Linked DNA regions of Homo sapiens: region 2 is linked to region 1. Evidence: read pairs that join two places in POLR2A ChIA-PET (ENCODE). Cell type or tissue: PC-9. All regions are shown on one strand. Each heading gives the region's core, and the rest is flanking DNA. Links, peaks and the distances in the headings are about the cores only. Region 1 has its middle 20 kb from the start of SMTN. Region 2 overlaps MORC2 (MORC family CW-type zinc finger 2).

The links. ChIA-PET counts read pairs that join two places held together with the same protein. Peaks named below come from ENCODE experiments on the same cell type or tissue, not always from the same donor. Only the 100,000 strongest peaks of a DNase experiment are listed, where the experiment ranks them.
Region 2: POLR2A ChIA-PET joins it to region 1 with 15 read pairs; 4 of 35 experiments call an interaction of 5 or more read pairs at or near these places.

The regions. Positions count from the first base shown.
Region 1 is chr22:31,056,389-31,066,585 of GRCh38, reverse strand. It overlaps the pseudogene RN7SL633P and a transcript of SMTN not described here. Among named protein-coding and RNA genes, the nearest start is that of SMTN, 20 kb to the left of the region's middle. In PC-9, for the core only: no CTCF peak of the experiment used is centred there; DNase peaks (open chromatin) are centred at 2,495 and 5,255; H3K4me3 peaks cover 1,605 bases; H3K27ac peaks cover 1,192 bases.
Region 2 is chr22:30,923,612-30,932,251 of GRCh38, reverse strand. It overlaps MORC2 (MORC family CW-type zinc finger 2), which reads left to right. Exons shown (of 26, transcript NM_001303256.3): 25 at 4,045-4,233; 26 at 5,381-7,122. The coding sequence ends at 5,449. It overlaps MORC2-AS1 (MORC2 antisense RNA 1), which reads right to left. Exons shown (of 2, transcript NR_026920.1): 2 at 5,598-7,523. Among named protein-coding and RNA genes, the nearest start is that of MORC2-AS1, 5.6 kb to the right of the region's middle. In PC-9, for the core only: no CTCF peak of the experiment used is centred there; no DNase peak of the experiment used is centred there.

The sequences.
Region 1 (10,197 bases), core at 1,179-9,178:
CCTGTAATCCCAGCACTTTGGGAGGCCAAGGAGGGCGGATCACTTGAAGCCAGGAGTTCGACACCAGCATGGTAACACAGTGAAACCCCATCTCTACTAAAGATACAAAAATTAGCCAGGCGTGGTGGTGCATCACTGTAGTCCCAGCTACTTGGGAGGCTGAGGCACAAGAATTGCTTGAATCTGGGAGGTAGAGGTTGCGTGAGCCAAGATCGTGCAACTGTACTCCAGCCTGGGCGACAGAGCGAGACTCTGTCTCAAAAATAAAATAAAATAAAATAAAATATTCTATGGGGTTCAAGAGTTTCCTTTTTAGGGCCAAAGCATTATTATTGGAGGAAGGCAATCCCTACTTCTCCCACTTATTTCTGCCATAGGAGGAAGGTTCTCCTGCCCAACACCCACAGGCCCAGGCACCTGGAGGCAACTCTAAAAACAGCAGGAGACTACTGAAGGAAATTGTCCATCTCTATGAGGCGCTCCTTGTGTCTCCAAAATTTATTAAATGACATCACAGTAAGGCTTGGCAAGTAGGATAAGGGAGTTAGACCAGGGAGGACAGACAGAAGTCTGCAGGCCTGAACACAGGCAGGAAGGAAAAGGGAAATGCAAACAGGAGAGGAGAGGCCAGAGCTGAGCACTGCAGAAGGAGAATGAACAACCCTAGTTTGTATTACAGAACACGTTCACAAGTACGGTCTGCCTTTATCCTCAGCAGTTCTTACTGGTAAGATATAATGATATCCATTTTATAGATAAGGATCCTAAAGCCCAGCAAGGTCATGGATCTACACATAACTGAGCCACACATCTTAGATCAGTGCTTTTTCTGCTTGGCACACCCCACAGGGACTGGCACATAATGGGTAAAGAGTTGACATTTACTGAAGAAAAGTAGACGGCATGCATTTGACAGCACTTAAAAAAAAAAATGTAGGCCAGGCGCGGTGGCTCACGTCTGTAATCCCAACACTTTGGGAGGCCGAGGTGGGCGAATCACCTGAGGTCAGGAGTTTGAGACCAGCCTGGCCAACATGGTGAAACCACGTCTCTACTAAAAAATACAAAAATTAGCCAGGCATGGTGGTGGGCCCCTGTAATCCCAGCTACTCGGAAGGCTGAGGCAGGAGAATCGCTTGAACCCAAGAGGCAGAGGTTGCAGTGAGCCGAAATGGCACCACTGCACTCCACCCTGGGTGACAGAAGGAGATTTCATTTCAAAAAAACAAACAAACATACCGTAAATGTCAAGAAATTTACATTTTTGCATGGTCTTATTATCTCCCCACAAGATAATTACTAATTACAAAAGGACACTTATTATAAAATTATAAAAGAGAAACCCAGCAGATAACCTCTTTAACCACATGATCAGTGTTAACATGCCCAGTAATAAGTCATATCAACAGAAAGTAGCCCCTGATCTGATGCACTAAGAAGGGCATAACGTTACTTCTGTGATATTCTTGCCAAAAGTGCATAAGCTCAATCTAATCACCAAAAAAAAAATCAGACATTCAAATTGAGGGATATTCTATAAAATGACTGAACAGTACGTGTCAGGGTCATTTGAGAAAAAAAGCGAGAGGCTGAGGAGCTGTCATAGATTAGAGAAGACTAAGAAGACATTACAACTAAATGCAATGTTGGACCTTGGATTAGATCAAAAGGAAAACAGCTAAAATTCAAATAAGGTATGTAGGTTACTGTACCAGTGTTAATTTCCTGGTTCTGATAATTGTACTAAGGTGAGGTAAGATGTTCCTATCAGGGAAAGCTAGGTGAAGGTGTAGGAAATGAAGAGTTTAGGATAACTCTGAACTATTTTTGCAACGTTTCTGTAAGTCTAAAATTATTTCAAAATTAAACACCAAAATAACTATAAAATATAATTTATATATGAATTATATCTAAATTTTGAAAACTATAGCTAGGTGTGGTGGTGTGCACCTGTAGTCCCAGCTACTCTGGAGGCTGGGGCTGGAGGGCCGCTTGAGCCCAGGAGTTCAAGGCTGCAATGAGCTATGATCGCACTGCACTCCAGTCTGGGAGGGAGAGCGAGACACACCATCTGTAAAAATAAAAAACCTATGAAATCTTGACAAAGTGAGACATTCATATTTAATTCTTTCGGATGCTATCTTCTCCATTACCAGGGATCATCTTTCTTTTCTAATGTGAGGTGGCATTTAGAATCTCTGTACGTTCCAGATGATTCTCGGCTTCAAGACCCAGCTCGAATGCCACCTCTTCCAAGAAGCTCTGACTGATCACCACAGTTGCACAGCTAGAAATTGTGTCTTCATCCCCTAAATGCCCATGACATTTTTTGTGCGCATCTATTAGGGCATTTATCATCTCCATAGTGGACATCTATGGTATTCTCTTCCCAGCTCACCTGCCCAGTTCTGCTTCTTCCTCTTCTGACTCCAACCATGCCGTTCTCATGGGAGCTGCCATGTTGTTACAGACCCCACAGCTGATTGGTCCAGAGATAGACATCTGACCCAGCTGGGCCAATCAGACACCTTCCCTGTTTTTGTGGCAGTTGCTTTCTTTTTTCTTTCTCACTGAAACTGAGTTAAGTTTAACCTAAAGCTTCTTCCTTACCTGTTGTATATTAATTTGGGTCTAAAGGTTTCTCCATACATTGTGAACTGTAATCTAATTAGGTATGTAAACAGACCGTAAGGTACTCTTGTAACAAGTGGCTAGGTCTCATCCAGTCACAGCTGCTGAGTTTCAGCCAATTGCAGGCCGACCACAGTTCAAACAGTGTACCAATAATGCCAACCGTAACCAATCTAGCTGTTTCTGTACCCCACTTCTGTTTTCTGTATGTAACTTTCCTTTTTCTGTCCATAAATGTAATCTGACCCTTGTGGCAGTCTCTGAGTTGCTGTGAACCTATCCTGGTTCTGCAAGGCTCTGGATTTGTGAATTGCTCTTTCTGCAGTTACACTTTGTTAAATTTAATTTGCCTAAAGTGCCCCCCCCTCCACCGCCAATTAGAGGTAGGGACTCGCTATGTTGCCCAGACTGGACTCAAACTCCTGGGCTCAAGCGATCCTCCCACCTCAGCCTCCCAAGTAGCTGGGACTACAGGCTCGTGCCACCGTACCTAGTTCAGAGTTTTTCTGGTAACATTAGCCACCATGTTCTCTGCCACATGGAGGAACCCTGTCTGTAACTAGAGTGAGAAGACAGCTAAGGCAGAGAGAGAAGCAGAGACACAGAATGAGGAGAGAGAGAGAGAAGAGAGAGAGAGAGTGCATGCAAATGGGCTGATTCCACCTGTTCTTGAAGTTTTCTGTCCTTGCCAAGAGTGGTTGTTTGGTTGATCCCTAGTCACTACATAACCCTCAGAATCCAAAAAATCTTCTGGTAAAACCCTCTTCCAATAAATCTTTTTTTTTAAATTAAGTAATTAGAAGAGTTTTATGTGGTTCTCATCCCAAGTTGCAATGAGCTACTCTGAGTTATTTGCATACATGTTTTCTCTCTCCTACTCATCTGAGGGTTGCCAAATGCCCATCTTAGATACAGTTCTCACTGGCCCAAGGCTAGTGAGAAAACTAGGACAACATAGTGAGTCACTTACATAGGTAATTTTTAAAATTGCCAAATTCTGGGATTAGTCCTTGTTATTGAATTTTATGAGATGATGGTAACAGCAGAAAGTAGCAATTTATTTTTCCTTTTAATATTCTTTGACAAATAACAAGATGTTGGCAATTGTGTACCCCAATTTAGGAAAAAACTTTACTGGGACATGAAATCCCAGTGAAGTGCTGGCCAGGTAATGATTCCTCTGGGTGGGGCCCCCTCTTGGCTCTCAGCAGAGAGCCTTGTAAATGAGTGAGATGAGCTAATGGCTGTAGGGAGCTGTTCTGGTCTCCTGTGTCTTGTAGGAATACGATCTGATTTAGAACAGTTACAGCTTATTCATTCCCCCAGTTCTTTTACGATTTTTCAAGGAGGCTTACTTTTTATTTTTATTTTTTTACTTATTTGCAAAATACCCTATTAGTCCTGCAGGGCCCTTCCTTTCAAATTGATCTCATGTTGATTTTCTCTTTAATCCTAATCACCTGTGTAGGTGTGAGAGTTGAGGTGAAGTCTCCCATCTGGGAAGGTTGAGGGGTCGAGGGTCAGCTCGCTGTGGTGGGGAAACAGCACTGGGGTGGGAGTCAGACAGCACTGTTGTCCACCTATGGTTTCTCCTCTTGCTGGTTGCAAGGCCTCAAGCAACTTGCTTCATTTCTCTGAGCCTCAGTTTCCCCGTCTGTGACATGGGGATGATATCTAGCCTACCTTTTGCACAGGGCTGTTGCAAAGGGTTGAATAAGGCTTTGGTGGCAATTTGGAGCTGAAGGAGGCAGCAGGGGATGGGACAGGTGCCCAGTGTTGTTTTATAGAAGCTGCTAGGGGCCGGGTGTGGTGGTTCATGCCTGTAATCCCAGCACTTTGGGAAGCTGAGGCGGGTGGATCACTTGAGGTCAGGAGTTCCAGACCAGCCCGGCCAACATGGTGAAACCCCGTCTCTACTAAAAATACAAAAATTAGCCCGGTGTGGTTGCATCCGCCTGTAATTCCAGCTACTCAGGAGGCTGAGGTAGAAGAATCACTTGAACCTGGGAGGTGGAGGCTACAGTGAGCCAAGATCACACCACTGCACTCCAGCCTGAGCGACAGAGCAAGACTCCATCACAAAAAATAAAAATAAAAATAAAAATAGAAGCTGATAGGGTATATCTGAGGGGGAAAAGATTCAATAACAGAAATTGAAATGTAGGTAAGCGTGAGGAAGTTGTAAGCACTTCCTAGCTCTGTCTTTTTTTTTTTTTTTTTTGAGACGGAGTTTCACTCTTGTTGCCCAGGGTAAAGTGCAGTGGCGTGATCTCGGCTCACGGCAACCTCCACCTTCTGGGGTCAAGCGATTCTCCTGCCTCAGCCTCCCGAGTAGATGGGATCCACTTCCCAGGTTCAAGCGATTCTCCTGCCTCGGCCTCCCGAGTAGCTGGGATTACAGGCATGCGCCACCATGCCCAGCTAATTTTGTACTTTTAGTAGAGACAGGGTTTCTCCATGTTGATCAGGCTGGTCTCGAACTCGCGAGCTCAGGTGATCCACCCACCTCAGCCTCCCAAAGTGCTGGGATTACAGGTGTGAGCCACTGCACCCGGTCTCTAGCTCTGTCTCTTACTTGAATGTGATCTCACCCTGTGTGACTCAGCTTCCTCATTTGGAAATCCAGGTCTCACAGTCAGGAAGTAACTTTTTGGATACCTTACACTGAACACTGAAGGTTGCATAAGAGTTGGTTACAGGCTGGGTGCAGTGGCTCATGCCTGTAATCCTAGCACTTTGGGAGGCTGAAGTAGGTGGCTCATCTGAAGACAGGAGTTTGAGACCAGCCTGGCCAACATGGCGAAACCCCGACTCTATTAAAAATACAAAAATTAGCCAGGTGTGGTGGCACTTGCCTGTAATCCCAGCTACTCGGGAGGTTGAGGCAGGAGAATCTCTGGAACCCGGGAGGCAGAGGCTGCAGTGAGCAAAGATTGCACCACTGCACTCCAGCTGGAGACAGAGCAAGACTCCGTCTCAAAAAAAAAAGAGATACACTCCAGGTAGATGGGACTGCATGAGCAGCGGCTTGGGTTAGAAATTACGGCAGCATGGATGAGAGACACCGTTCTCATGTATTTTGTTTCAGGAGGACAATAATAATACTTGTTTATTGTGATGACAATTAAATAAGATAATGCAGGTAAGGTGCTTAGCAGAGGCTTGTACATAACCAACTCAGTAATGGTGCTTGTTTTTACCGCCATTTTTGTTGTTGTTTTTACAAATAAAGAAAACAAAGGCTCTGATAGGTGATATGTAGGCCAGGCACACAGCTATTGGTTGTTGAGCAGGATTTGAACCCACAGCTTTTATTTATTTATTTACTTATTTATTTACATTTTTAAATTTAATTTAATTAATTTTTTTTTTGAGATAGGGTCTCACTCATTGCCCAGGCTGCAGTGCAGTGATGTGATCTCAGCTCACTGCAACCTCTGCCTCCCGGGTTCAAGTGATTCTCCTGCCTTAGCCTCCTGAGTAGCTGGGACCACAGGCACATGACATCATGACCAGCTAATTTTTATATTCTTAGTAAAGACAGGGTTTCGCCATATCGGCCAGGCTGGTCTTGAACTCCTGACCTCAAGTGATCCGCCTGCCTTGGCCTCCTAAAGTGCTGGGATTACAGGCGTGAGCCCACTGCGCACAGCCTATTTATTTACTTTTAGAGACAGAGTCTCACTATGTTGTCTAGGGTGGAATGCAGTGGCTATTCACAGTCACAATCCCACCACTGATCAGCACAGTTTTGACCTGCTCCATTTTCATCTTGGGCCTGTTCACCCCTCCTTAGACACCCCTGCTTACAGGAGGTCACCATATTGAAGCTGAACTTAGCACAGACACTCGATCAATATAGTACACTACAGCCTAGAACTCTTGGGCTCAAGAATCCCTAGGCTTATCCTCCTGCCTCAGCCTTCCGAGGAGCGCGAACCACAGGGACACACCACTGTTCCCAGCACCATATCTTCTTGACAGAGACCAGGCTCTGAACCACTGTGTTCAAGTTACCCCACTGTGGGGCCTCTGTTCCTGCCCTAGGGGCCTCCCTGACTCAGCAACTGTGGGTGGCCTTGCTTCTGTGCCTGGACAGCAGAGGAGGTGAGAAGCCTTCCAGTGCCTTGAAAACTAAATACGGCCAGGCCAGGCCTCTGAGGCCCGACCCTCAGGCTTGGCCTGCTCCTGCCTGCTCATATGGGCTGTGGGGCGCTACTCCCTACTCAACTTCCTGGCTCTGCTCCAGGGGGCTCTGGCAGAACCTCCATCCAGATCCTCCTTCTCAGGATCTTGTTGGGAAAAATACTAAAAGAGAACATAAAATGAATGCCTCTTATCCATGCTGCAATAATTCCTAATTCTAAGACTTTGCTCAAGTAATTTGGTCCATGGAGTACCTCTCTAATCAGTGCTTAATGTGTCTTTGGTGGCCAGTGTGAGCTATCAGGAAGAGTTACTTTATAACTGTGAGACCTGCAGTAAGTCACTCATCTCATCCATCCACCCATCCATCCATCCATCCATCTACCCACCCATTGGGCACCTACCTGTGCCAAACACATTACATACAGACTCTTCTTCCAGACCGGAAACTCCATGAGAATTGCAGACCAGGTGTCAAAAGATAATTATTCAGGGCAGGCATGGTGGCTCACGCCTGTAATCCCAGCTCTTTGGGAGGCCGAGGTGGGCGGATCACTTGAGGTCAGGAGTTTGAGACCAGCCTGGCCAACATGGTGAAACCCTGCCTCTACTAGTAATGCAAAAATTAGCCAGGCATGGTGGCATGCATCTGTAATCCCAGCCACTTGGGAGGCTGAGACAGAGGAATCACTTGAATCCAGGAGGTAGAGGTTGCAGTGAGCCAAGATCGTGCCATTGCACTCCAGTCTAGGCAACAGAGTAAGACTCTGTCTCAAAAAAAAAAAAAGAAAAAAGAAAGATAATTATTCAACCAATATCCATGTGTCTCAATGTGTCTCCTCCAATTTATATATTGAAACGTAATCTGCAATGTGGTAGTATTAAGAGGTGGGACTTTTGGGGGCGATCACTTCATGAAGCTCCATCCTTATAAATGGGATTAGTGCCCTTATAAAAGAAGCCTGAGGGAGTTTGTTCACCCCTTCTACCATGTAAAGACATAGAAGACGTCATCTATGAGGAACAGGCCCTCATTGACACCCAATCTACTGACACCTTGTTCTTGGATTTCTCAGCCTCTAGAACTATGAGCAACATATTTCTGTTGTTTATATATTACTGAGTCTGAGGTATTTTGTTATAACAACAGGAGCAGACTAAGACAATGAACCAATGGGCCAAGGCTTGTCCTTACTACAGTCCTGGTAAGGCTGTTATCATTATCACCCCCATTTCACAGTTGAGAAGCCCGACACTCAGAGAGGGGAAGTACAAAGAACATACAGCCAGAGATGAGTGGAGCTGAGACTTGGCCAAGTTCTTAACCCTCCTAACAAAGGGAGGAACCATGCTGAGGGGCAGGCCCTGGAGGAGGACACGGACCATTTCTCCTTCAGCTCTTGGCTTCCTTGGTGGGAAGTGGATTAATTCTTTCTCTTGTCTCCCTCCTAACCAAGCCTTTGAGGGTGCCCAGCTCAGAGTCTACAAAGTCCTTTTCAAGGTTTCCAGAGCCCTCCTCTCAGCCCTGTAGGGGATTCAGGGCGGGGGGACCTTCCCCATGGTTCAGATGGGAGAATTGAGGCCTCTGTACTGCCCACAGTCACATGCCATATTAGGGGCCTGGAATCTCATGCTTCAAGAAACTGAGCATGGAACTGGCTGCTAGATATTTCCTGTAGGTGTGGTATGAAGCGCTTAGAGTCTGACAGGTCCTAGCTCTGCCACTTACAAGTTATGCAGTCTTAGAGGAATCACTTCACCCCTCTGAACCGCAGACTTCTCCCCTGAATAGTGAGGACAGTGCTAGTACCTATTTGAGAGATGTTGGGAGGATGAAATGAAAGAATGCTTGTGAAGCACTTAGCGTAGTACCTGGAACATAGTGAGTGCTCCAACAATGAGGTTATGATGGTACGAAGTACCTAAAACAGAACATCAGACTGGTAGGAGTATCCATGCTGAGGGTAATATTAGCTAATGTTTCTCTTTTTTTGAGACAGAATCTCGCTCTGTCACCCAGGCTGGAGTGCAATGGCCTGATCTCGGCTCACTTCAACCTCCACTTCCCAGGTTCAAGCAATTCTCCTGCCTCAGCCTCCCATGTAGCTGGGATTACAGGCACAAGCCACTATGCCCAGCTAATTTTTGTATTTTTAGTAGAGACAGGGTTTCACTGTGTTGGCCAGGCTGGTCTCCAACTCCTGGCCTCAAGTGATCCGCCCTCCTTGGCCTCCCAAATTGTTAGGATTACAGGCGTGAGCCACCATGCCTGGCCAGCTAATGTCTTTTTTATTGCTACTATGTACCAGACACAGTCATCTGGACAATATCCCTCTAACTTAGTGCCATTTTACAGATGTGATAACTAAGGCTTGAAATTGACTTGCCCTAGCTCCTTGCCCAGCAAGAGGAAGAGTCTGGGCCTGAACCTGAGTCTAAGTCCATGATCTCAGGAGCTCTGATCCACTGTCTTGGATTCTCCAACTCCATTATGTTGAAGCCAAGAGAGGAAAAGGGAGTTTCTCAGGGCACCATGGAAGGTGGGGGTAGGGCAGACCACACTGGGGAGGAATTTTTTCTTCCTGGCAGCTCTTCATGGGTCTGGATAATTCTCCAGCTTTAGGATTAAGGCAGAGCCTGACTAGCACATTCATAGTCCTCTGGAAGGATCCAGGGATCTGGCTTTTAGTCTCAGGCCAGCTAGCAGATTCCATTTCCACTCCCCCGACCCGAGCTTTAATGACACCTTCAGCCCCTACTCTACTCTGTGACTGCCCGTTCCCCACCCCCAGCTTTAATGCATGGGGGCCCCCTTTTTTAATCGGCTGAACCTTTAGCCAAAGAAAACTCTTTGGTGCCCGCAAAACCAGCCAGCTGCCCTGGAATGTTGGAGGGGGGTCATCAAGCTGTTTGTGAGCTGCTGGCAGAGAAAGGTGAACAGCTACCTTTTTGGGGGGAAAGTCAGAACATCATCTGTGGGAAAAGATCTAGGGCAGACCAGCTCAGAGGCTTGGGCCTCAGTTTCCCATATTCACCACCATGGCATGTATGGGGGATGAATAACTTCAGCTAAAGATTCAAGAACTATTGTTTGGGTGCTTGCTACATGCCAGGTACTGCACTGGCTGCTGCAGACACATCGGGGACAGAGTTAAGCCCTGTCCTTGGGGGCTGACATTCTAGCAGAAGGCAGTCGCTCAGTAAGTTTCCCAACAGGCTAGAGGCAGGTGCCTCAGGCCCATAAGACCTGATCAACACACTTGTGGCTGGATAGGTTTCAGAATTCATTTTTGTTTTTTTCAGCCAGGGTCTCGGTCTGTTATTCAGGCTGGAGTGCAGTGGCACAGTCATGGCTCACTGCAACCTCAAACTCCTGGGCTCAAGTGATCCTCCCGCCTCGGCCTCCCAAAGTGCTGGGAT
Region 2 (8,640 bases), core at 641-8,640, 130 kb after region 1:
GCTCTCAGCTGTGTGCTCCATCTCAGCCAGCCTCTCTCCTGCTGAAAGAAGAGGAGAGTTTATGATGTGGGAAAAAAATTGGCTTAGCTGGATATGACTCTGGTGTGCAGAAAGCCAACCCCTTCCCACCACAGGTGCTAGGAGTTGAGTCATCCCTTAGGGATAGCAGGTGTAGTTTGACATTTTATGACAAGCATACCCACTTTCTTCTGCCCCAGTAGAGGGAGTAAACCTGTCCCAGGCAACAGTGAAGAGCTGAGGCTCGAAGTGCATAGAACTTGACTCTCAGAAGGAGGTATAGAGAAACTTGTGATGTGTGGACATAAGCATTGGATCTTACTTAACCCAGCAAATGCTGAAGGGGTGCCTTGCCCAAGCAGGTGTCTGCTGGACCTCATAGTGAGCAGCAAAAGAGAGTCTTGCCTTCAAGAGGCTCAAGATTCAGTAGAGACTGAGTTGTTACCGGGTAGCTGGACATGGGGGCAGGAGCAGCGAGTGCTGAGAAAGTGGATAGAAAGGCTATGGAGGGCTGTGGTGGCCTGGGGGGCAGAGAGAGCAACTGAGTTGGAAGAAAATGTGCATTTTGCCAAGTGCCTGCCTGTGTAAGTGAAAAGGAGTGTTTGAGGTGGGGGCTTCTGTGAGCAAAGGCTCTGGGAGTGGGGTCCAGGCAACAGGCTGTGTGGTGAGCATTTAGGGTCAAGGGGCCTGAAAGTCAGGATCTGATGTGTCTTGAATCCCCAGTGTAAGTCATACTGGCTTAAACTCTGTATGAAGAGGACAGCCTGCAAAAGTTTTGAGCTGAAGGAACTGTCATCCAAACCATGTCTAGGGCAGAGGTCCACACATTTTTTTCTGTAGAGGGCCAGTTGGCAAGTAATTTCAGGTTCACAGGCTATACAGTCTCTGTGGCAACTCTGCCATTATAGCACGAAAGCAACCACAGACAGTATGTAAAGGAATGGATGTGCTGTGTTCCCACAAAGCTTTATTTACAAAAACACTTGGCAGGCTGATTCGGCCCAGGGGCTGTAATCTGCTGCCCCTTCCCCTAAGAGGGTGATTTGGGTAGCAGCGTGTTTGGGTAGAATGGGTGGATGGGAGATGCAGGGGCGAGGAGGCAGGTCCTATGTAAAAGGTCAGAGGTGAGGGAATGGGAACAGGAGTCAGCGTGGTGGCAGTGGGCTTGGGGGTGAAAGGGCTGTGTCAGAGGTCGTCAGGAGACTGATCATGGATTGTAGGCAAGTGACTCAGGTCTGTGGGAATTGGAGGTTGATGACAAAGCTATTAACTAGGAGAGAAAAATGGGTGAGTGCAATGAAGGTGACGAGTGGAGGTTTATGTGGCACCAGAAGTGCCCTCACTACGTTTCTGGTGATGTGCATTGTGCACGTGGAGATCAAGGACTGGCACTTGGAGGGAGGGGGAGGCCAGGGCTGGAGATGGGGCTCTGGGAATTGTCCACATGAAGTGGGATGATTTTTCTATTATAGGAATAGCTAAGTTTTCTAGGAAAGAGGTTCTAGAGAAAAGACAATGGGAATGGAAACTGCAGGATTAGTATATTCAAGATGTCGGGTCCTCGTGGGGCAGTTGTGTGCTTGATAAAGTTTGCCAGAGATAAAAACATGGAGTTTGTCTTTATTCTACTTTTTAAAATGTGAAATGAAGCAGGAGTTGAAGAAACTAAGGCTCAGAAAGGTAAAGAGTCTGTTGGTCAGTGACAGAGACCAGATTTGAACCCATGTACTTCTTAGGACTTGCTCTGCTCACGATGCTGCCTTGCTCTGCCAGCAAGATATGAGGGAGTGGTGCTCGGCGAGGGAGCTAGAAGGTGCAGAAATCACAGCTGCTGCACAGAAAGATCCATGCTTCAACTTTTGTCCTTGTTTAGGCTGCAGGTGCTCTCTGCAAATCCCAGGAGGAACAAGCAGCTAATAGGGTGGCTAGGTTGGCCTGGCATCTTGTCAGATTTGTTGATTTTGGTTTAAGGTTATTGCCAAACTCAGAGTAGAGCCTGGGTGCAGCAGGATCTCTGCAGTGGGCTTGAATGCCTGGGCCCAAACAAAGTGCATGAGTGTCTAAAAATAGTATATTAGGCTGGGTGTGGAGGCTCAGGCCTGTAATCCCAGCACTTTGGGAGGCTGAGGAAGGTGGATCACTTGAGGCCAGGAGTTTGAGACCAGCCTGGCCAATATGGTGAAACCCCATCTCTACTACAACGTACAAAAAATATTAGCCAGATGTTGTGGTGCATGCCTGTAATCCCAGCTACTTGGGAGGCCGAGGCATGAAAATCGCTTGAACCCGGGGAAAGGCAGAGGTTGTAGTAAGCTGAAATTGTGCCACTGGACTCCAGCCTGGGTGACAGAGCGAGACTGTGTCAAAAAAAAAGTATATTAGCTTCTTTTTGTACAAGGAGGTATAATACCAGTGTATCACCTTTGTCCTGCTAATTGTAATGTCTAAAATCACTCAAACTATTTTTTTTTTTGAGACAGAGTCTCGTTCTGTTGCCCAGACTAGAGTGCAGTGGCGCAATCTCGGCTCACTGCCAGCTCTGCCTCCCGGGTTCACACCATTCTCCTGCCTCAGCCTCCTGCCTCAGCCTCCTGAGTAGCTGGGACTACAGGCACCCGCCACCACGCCTGGCTAATTTTTTATATTTTTAGTAGAGATGGGGTTTCACCGTGTTAGCCAGGATGGTCTCGATCTCCTGACCTCGTGATCCACCTGCCTCGGCCTCCCAAAGTGCTGGGATTACAGGTGTGAGGCACCACGCCTGGCCATCACTCAAACTATTTTTTTAGCATCAGGGATAAAACAAAGTCTACTGTTCATTATGTCCTTGTCAGTTACGTCCTTTATACCATATGGATCAGGAGTTCCATAGAGCCTCAGGAGCCCTGCAATATTAAAGTATCATTTTTTCAAAAAAACTAATGTAACAATTATATGTGAATCTACAGTTACCTCAAAATAATTAAGAAAAAATTATTACAAACCATGTCTACTTTCAAGATGTTGTATACTGAATTTTAATACTTTGGAGATTGCTCCAGTATTTATTTTGTGCTGCCAAGGCAATTACTGTTTTGTGTAGAACTAGAAGTTTCTCTTGCTATCTTGGTTTAGTAGGATAAGGTGAATGACACAGTTAAATACTTGCCAGTAACAGTTTTTAAAAATGGCATCTAGAAGCCTCTCCAGGCTAGGCAGCTAATGCATCTTTACAGAAGTAAACACCAGAGTTGATAAGACTGCAGCAGCCAGCTAGCACCTGCTGGTTGTGGCGTGTGTGTTCATCACAGTGGCCTCATGATTCTCAGTGATTTACGAGTAAGTCATGTTATAAATTTGAACTTGGAAAATAAATTGAACCTAAAGAGATACTACTTAACATTGTTTTTCACACTGAGATTCCATGTGACATTTCATTTGAAACAAGTATTCTGCTCCCTTTTATAAGTCTGAAAAGCCACTAGAAAAACTGCTTGTTTCCCTTCCTACCTCTCCCCCTGGAGGTTTCAGGTACTCAGGGAAAATAGTAAAAAGCTCTGATGCTGTAGAAGTATATACTACTCCACAGATCTGGAGATATCTGCTGTTGGTTGGTAGGTGGAAAGAGAACTGACATGAGCGCTGACATTGTTGGGTATGTCTTGGAAGTGGGTGGTTGAAAGGGCTGTACTGAAGTCAGACAGGTTATGATTGAGCATGGAAGAGCGATTCTGTCATCCTTTTTTGTCACTTGGAATGGTAAGAATCGCCCCTCACGCGTCCTCACGGCCTGCTGTCTGCCAGAGCACTGTGCTGAGTGCTTCACCTGTGTGCTAATTGTCTTCTTCCTTGTGGCAGCCCCACAAGATAGGCATTGATGTCTCTCTACTCTGGACGTAAAGAGGCTGTTTGCCCTTTGTATCTAAGATGTTCCTTCAGACCAGGCATCCTTGGGTAAAGCGGGCTGGAGACACCCGTGTCAGCCTAGAAGGGCCCTGGGGACCCCTGTGAACTTACACACTCTCCCTCTTGCTCTGCTCCCAACAGAAGGAGTACTTCAAGCAATATGAAGTAGGGCTCCAAAACCTGTGCAATTCCTACCAGAGCCGTGCTGACTCCCGGGCCAAGGCCTCCGAGGAAAGCCTGCGCACCTCCGAGAGGAAGCTCCGCGAGACGGAGGAGAAGCTGCAGAAGCTGAGGACCAACATCGTGGCACTCCTGCAAAAGGTGCAGGAGGTGAGCCCGGCAGCCTTCCTGTTGCAGCTGGACCACCTGGTCTCTCAGGGAGGGGGGCCTGGGCCCTGTTCCTGTTCTCACAAGAATCTATCCACTCACAGGAATCTATGGTTCTCACCCTGGCTGCACAGCACCCTGGCAGGAGGGCTTGAGATGGTGTGGCTGCCTGGTCCTCAGCCCAGCCAGACCCATAGAACCAGGCTTTTTCCCTTTAGACATTCCGACGTACAACCTGGTTTGAGAACCCTCCAAGCCATAAAAACGAAGTTCTTTTCCACATGACGCCCAGATGGGATTGGGTAGCCCAGAAGTGGGGAGCACCCCTTAGCCTGTTGGCCCTTCATCCAGGCAATAAGCATGAGGGCCTGCTCTGTGCCTGTCCTGTGGATACAGAATGAACAAGACAAGCCAGAGAAGGTTCCTGCTCTCACAGCCTGCCAGTCTGGTGGAAGAGAGAGAATTACTGATGGTGGTTCATAAGGAGATACAGTAAAGTGTGGGGAGGCCACTTGACTAGGGTGTTCAGGGGCTTAGGCATTTGGAGACACTGGAAGCCAGTCATGCAAAGAGTGTGACACGAGCATTCCAGGCAGAAGGAAGAAGAGCAGGACTTGAGGCCTGAGCAGGGACTTGGGGGCGGTAGGGGCAGAGGCAGGGCTTGAAAGTTGTGGGGTTTGATCCCGAGAACAGTGGAGATCACTGGAGGGGTGTGGCATGATGCAGTTTTCAGTCTCAGACATGTACCTGCTTGGTTGGAGGAGGCCTGGAGGGGTCAAAGTTAGAACCAGAGCCTCCTGTGAGGAGGCTCCCACAGTTGTCTGAGACAGTGGTGGCCTGGACCTTGGGCAGTGACAGAGAAGGGAGAGAAGTGGGCATATTTGTAGTATCTGAGGGAAATATACATCTAAGACAATTGGGAACATGGGGTAGAGGCAGGGTGGGCGTAGGAAATCTGGGCATCATCTGTGCACAATAGATGAGGGAGGGGAGAGTGATTAAGACAGGACAGAAGCCTGACATCCAGGGCGGGGTGGGAGGTCAGGGAGAGGACTCTGGGCTCCATCCCAGGAGCTGAGAGAAGGGTGGAAAGGTGAGCCCCCCAATCACTTTCTGGCCCCCAGTTGATCCCTACCCTGCTCTATTCCAGGACATAGACATCAACACAGATGATGAGCTGGACGCCTACATTGAGGACCTCATCACCAAGGGGGACTGAAGGCAGGAGAGAGAGCAGCTCCCCTGCCCACCTGCCCCTCAACCCTGTAGCTGCAGGGGGAGGGGACTTCATTCATGGGTTGGTGGTCGCACCTTGGTTTGACTTACACGGGACATTTGTGTTTTTGGAGGAAAAGATACCCTGATTCTTTGAATCTTCCTTAAGTTTATAAATATTTATTTTTTAAAAGAAGATGCTGTGCCTGTGAGACCATACTTTTTTTTTTTTTTTTTTTTTTTTTTTTTTTTTTTTGGTGACTGCAAAGGACAGAGAACCTTTCCACTTTGGCCATACTGGGTTGCTAAGCCGGAGCCATTTCAGCTCCTGGCTCCTCAAGATAACGGCGAGTCCAGTGCCATCTTGGAGAAGCTCCAGGGGCAGGGCTGACTTTTCTCCTACAGGAGGAACAATGTGGGGATCTGAGGGATGGGAGGGAGACTTCCCCCTAGAGTGGTGGTCCTGCTGGGGGCTCATATCCAGGGACCCAAAAGGGGGGCTGTGTAGGAGGTTCCACATTGGAGGGGCTCTCTCTCTCGCAGCTGTCAGAGTTGGTCCTGGCTGTGGCGTCCAAACAGCTTGAGGGAAAAAGATCCTGTCTAACCACCTCATCTACTACTCAAGTTCTTTCTGAAGGAGGGATTTCTTCAGTTAACCATGGACAGTGAGGTTTCTCACCACAGTAACTTGAGTCCAGGTTGAGGGGGAGACAGATCTGTGGTAAATCTCTGACTTGGGCAGCACACTGAGTGTGGAACCCCACAGGACTCCTTAGGGAAGGAGCTTGTGTGTGAAAGAACCCCTGGGGCTGAGCTGGTGACCTCCATGTGTGGGTGCAGCAGGGCCTTGGATGGTGCCAATTGATCTGGACAGCCTGTTGATGCTTTTCTACTTCCACCCTTCGGCCTGGCCCCACTGAGCCCCATCAAGGTGCCTGAAGAGGGGGCCAGTGAGATCCCGTGGCCACAGGGACTCCAGAGGCATCTCTGCAGGAAGCACACCATGCCTTCCCTCCATGTTCCATCACGGCGCCACAATCTGTGTCCCTTAACTTCTCAGGGTCAAAGACAAAGGCAAGCGTTGCTGAATTTTCTCTTTAATGGCCATTGGAAGAGTCTGGTTCAGTTTTTCCCAACTCTCTTCCCACTCGTATTTGGGGCCTCTGGGTTTTCTGAAGGCACAAGGACTGTGACTTTGTACCACTAACCTGTGGTTCAAACCTGGGTGTGTTTCTGGCATCTCCCTAACCCAGATCAGCAATGGCCACCCTGCTCCTCTGAGGTCAGCAGAAGACTGGGAAGCAGAGGTGAGGGATGCAGGCCACACTGGAATGGGAAGTCTTTTCCCCACTGGATGTGCCTGTCTGGTGGGTTTTGGACCTTCCCAGACTACATCTCTAGGAGAGGCCTGTTTGGAGTAGTACACTGAGAGACCCTGGCCTCTTCTGCTGGAAGACTGTCCAAGTCTTGGGGTTTCTTGAGCTGGTGATTCCTCTGCCATCCTGCTCTCTCTCTTCATCTCAGGCAGCATGGGGTCCACTTTTGTCCCCAAACCTAATGTTTTAATCCAAATGCAAATTGGTTCCACATTTTTACTGGAGGGTAATCAGTTTTTAAAATTCACACACATGTAATCGAAACGCAATACTATAAAGTTCTACTGGTGAGACTCCTGAACTCAGTCTGTTTTCTTAGTAAAATCCAGCACCTTCCTTCTCTTCATTCTTTGTATCACTGTGGCTTTAAACTGTCTTCAAGTTATTCCTCCTCATCACCTCCATTGTTTTATCTTCACCCCCTTAACATCCACAGAAACAGACTGGAGTTCTTGAATGTTTTAGCTTCAACTTCTACATGTGCCCACTTTGCTTTGTTAATGCTACCACAGCTGTGCTGAATGAAGCCTGTTTCCCAGGCAGAGATCCTGCCACTCTGGATGGGAAGATAAAATGCAGGGGTCCTCTTTCCTGGTTTCCTGGGAACATCAAGGGACAGGTGACCAGCTTGGAACTCTTTGATGACTTGGAAGGAGGAAGATGGTCTGGCTGATCTGTGGTGAGAAGGTCCTTTGCACAAGGCTGCAAGAAAGTGAAGGGCAGCAATGCTGGTGTTTAAAGAACGAGAGGGGTGGGGACTCTAGGGTGTTTTGTTTGAGATGGGGGTCTCGCCCTGGTCACCTAGGCTGGAGTGCAGTGGCACGATCTTGGCTCACTGATACATCTGCCTTCCAGGCTCAAGTGATCTCCCACCTTAGCCTCCCAGGTAGCTGGAACCACAGGCACACACCATCATGCCTGGCGAATTTTTTTTGTATTTTTGGTAGAGTTTCGTCATGTTGCTTAGGATGGTCTCAAACTCCTGAGCTCAAGTGATCCACCTGCCTCGGCCTCCCAGAGTGCTGGGATTACAGTGTGAGCCACCATGCCTCACCTAGGGTGTTTGGTTTTTAAGTGAAACATGCACATGGTAAACATTAAAACCGTCTAAAAGGCTGGACCATGAAAAGCAAGGCTCCCTTCTCCCACCCAATCCCTGAATTCTCCCTGGAGAGTATCCCTCCTAAGTGCACGCACTTCCACTCTGTTCCATTTCTGCCTGTTAAAACTACTTAGTGCAGCTTAGTGTAGTGGAACCTGCTTCAGAATAACCCATATGGGTCTTCTTTATTCTCATGAACCACAGAGCATTTCATGTGTTGGATATATTGTCTCCTACTTACGGACATTTGGGGTTGTTTCTGTTTTTGTTTGTTTTGTGACGGACTCTTGCTCTGTCACCCAGGCTGGAGTGCAGTGGCACAGTCTCGGCTCATTGCAACCTTCACCTCCTGGGTTCCAGCGATTCTCCCCTCTCAGCCTCCCAAGTAGCTGGGACTACAGGTGCGTGCCACCATGCCCAGCTAATTTTTGTATTTTTTGGTAAAGACAGGGTTTCACCATGTTGGCCAGGCTGGTCTCAAACTCCTGATCTCAAGTGATTTGCCCGCCTTGGCTGGGATTACAGGCATGAGCCACTGCACCCGGCCAGTCACCATTTTCATCCGGTAACTTGCAATGCACCAGGCCTTACCAGGGCCACTGTTGGGTTCAGCGGACATTTCCTTCTTCAAGCTGGCAAGGCCTCAGACAAGTCACTGCCCATTTTGGCTCCTGTTCCTCCTCTAAAATAACGGAGTTGGGTGATGGCAGAGGCTTT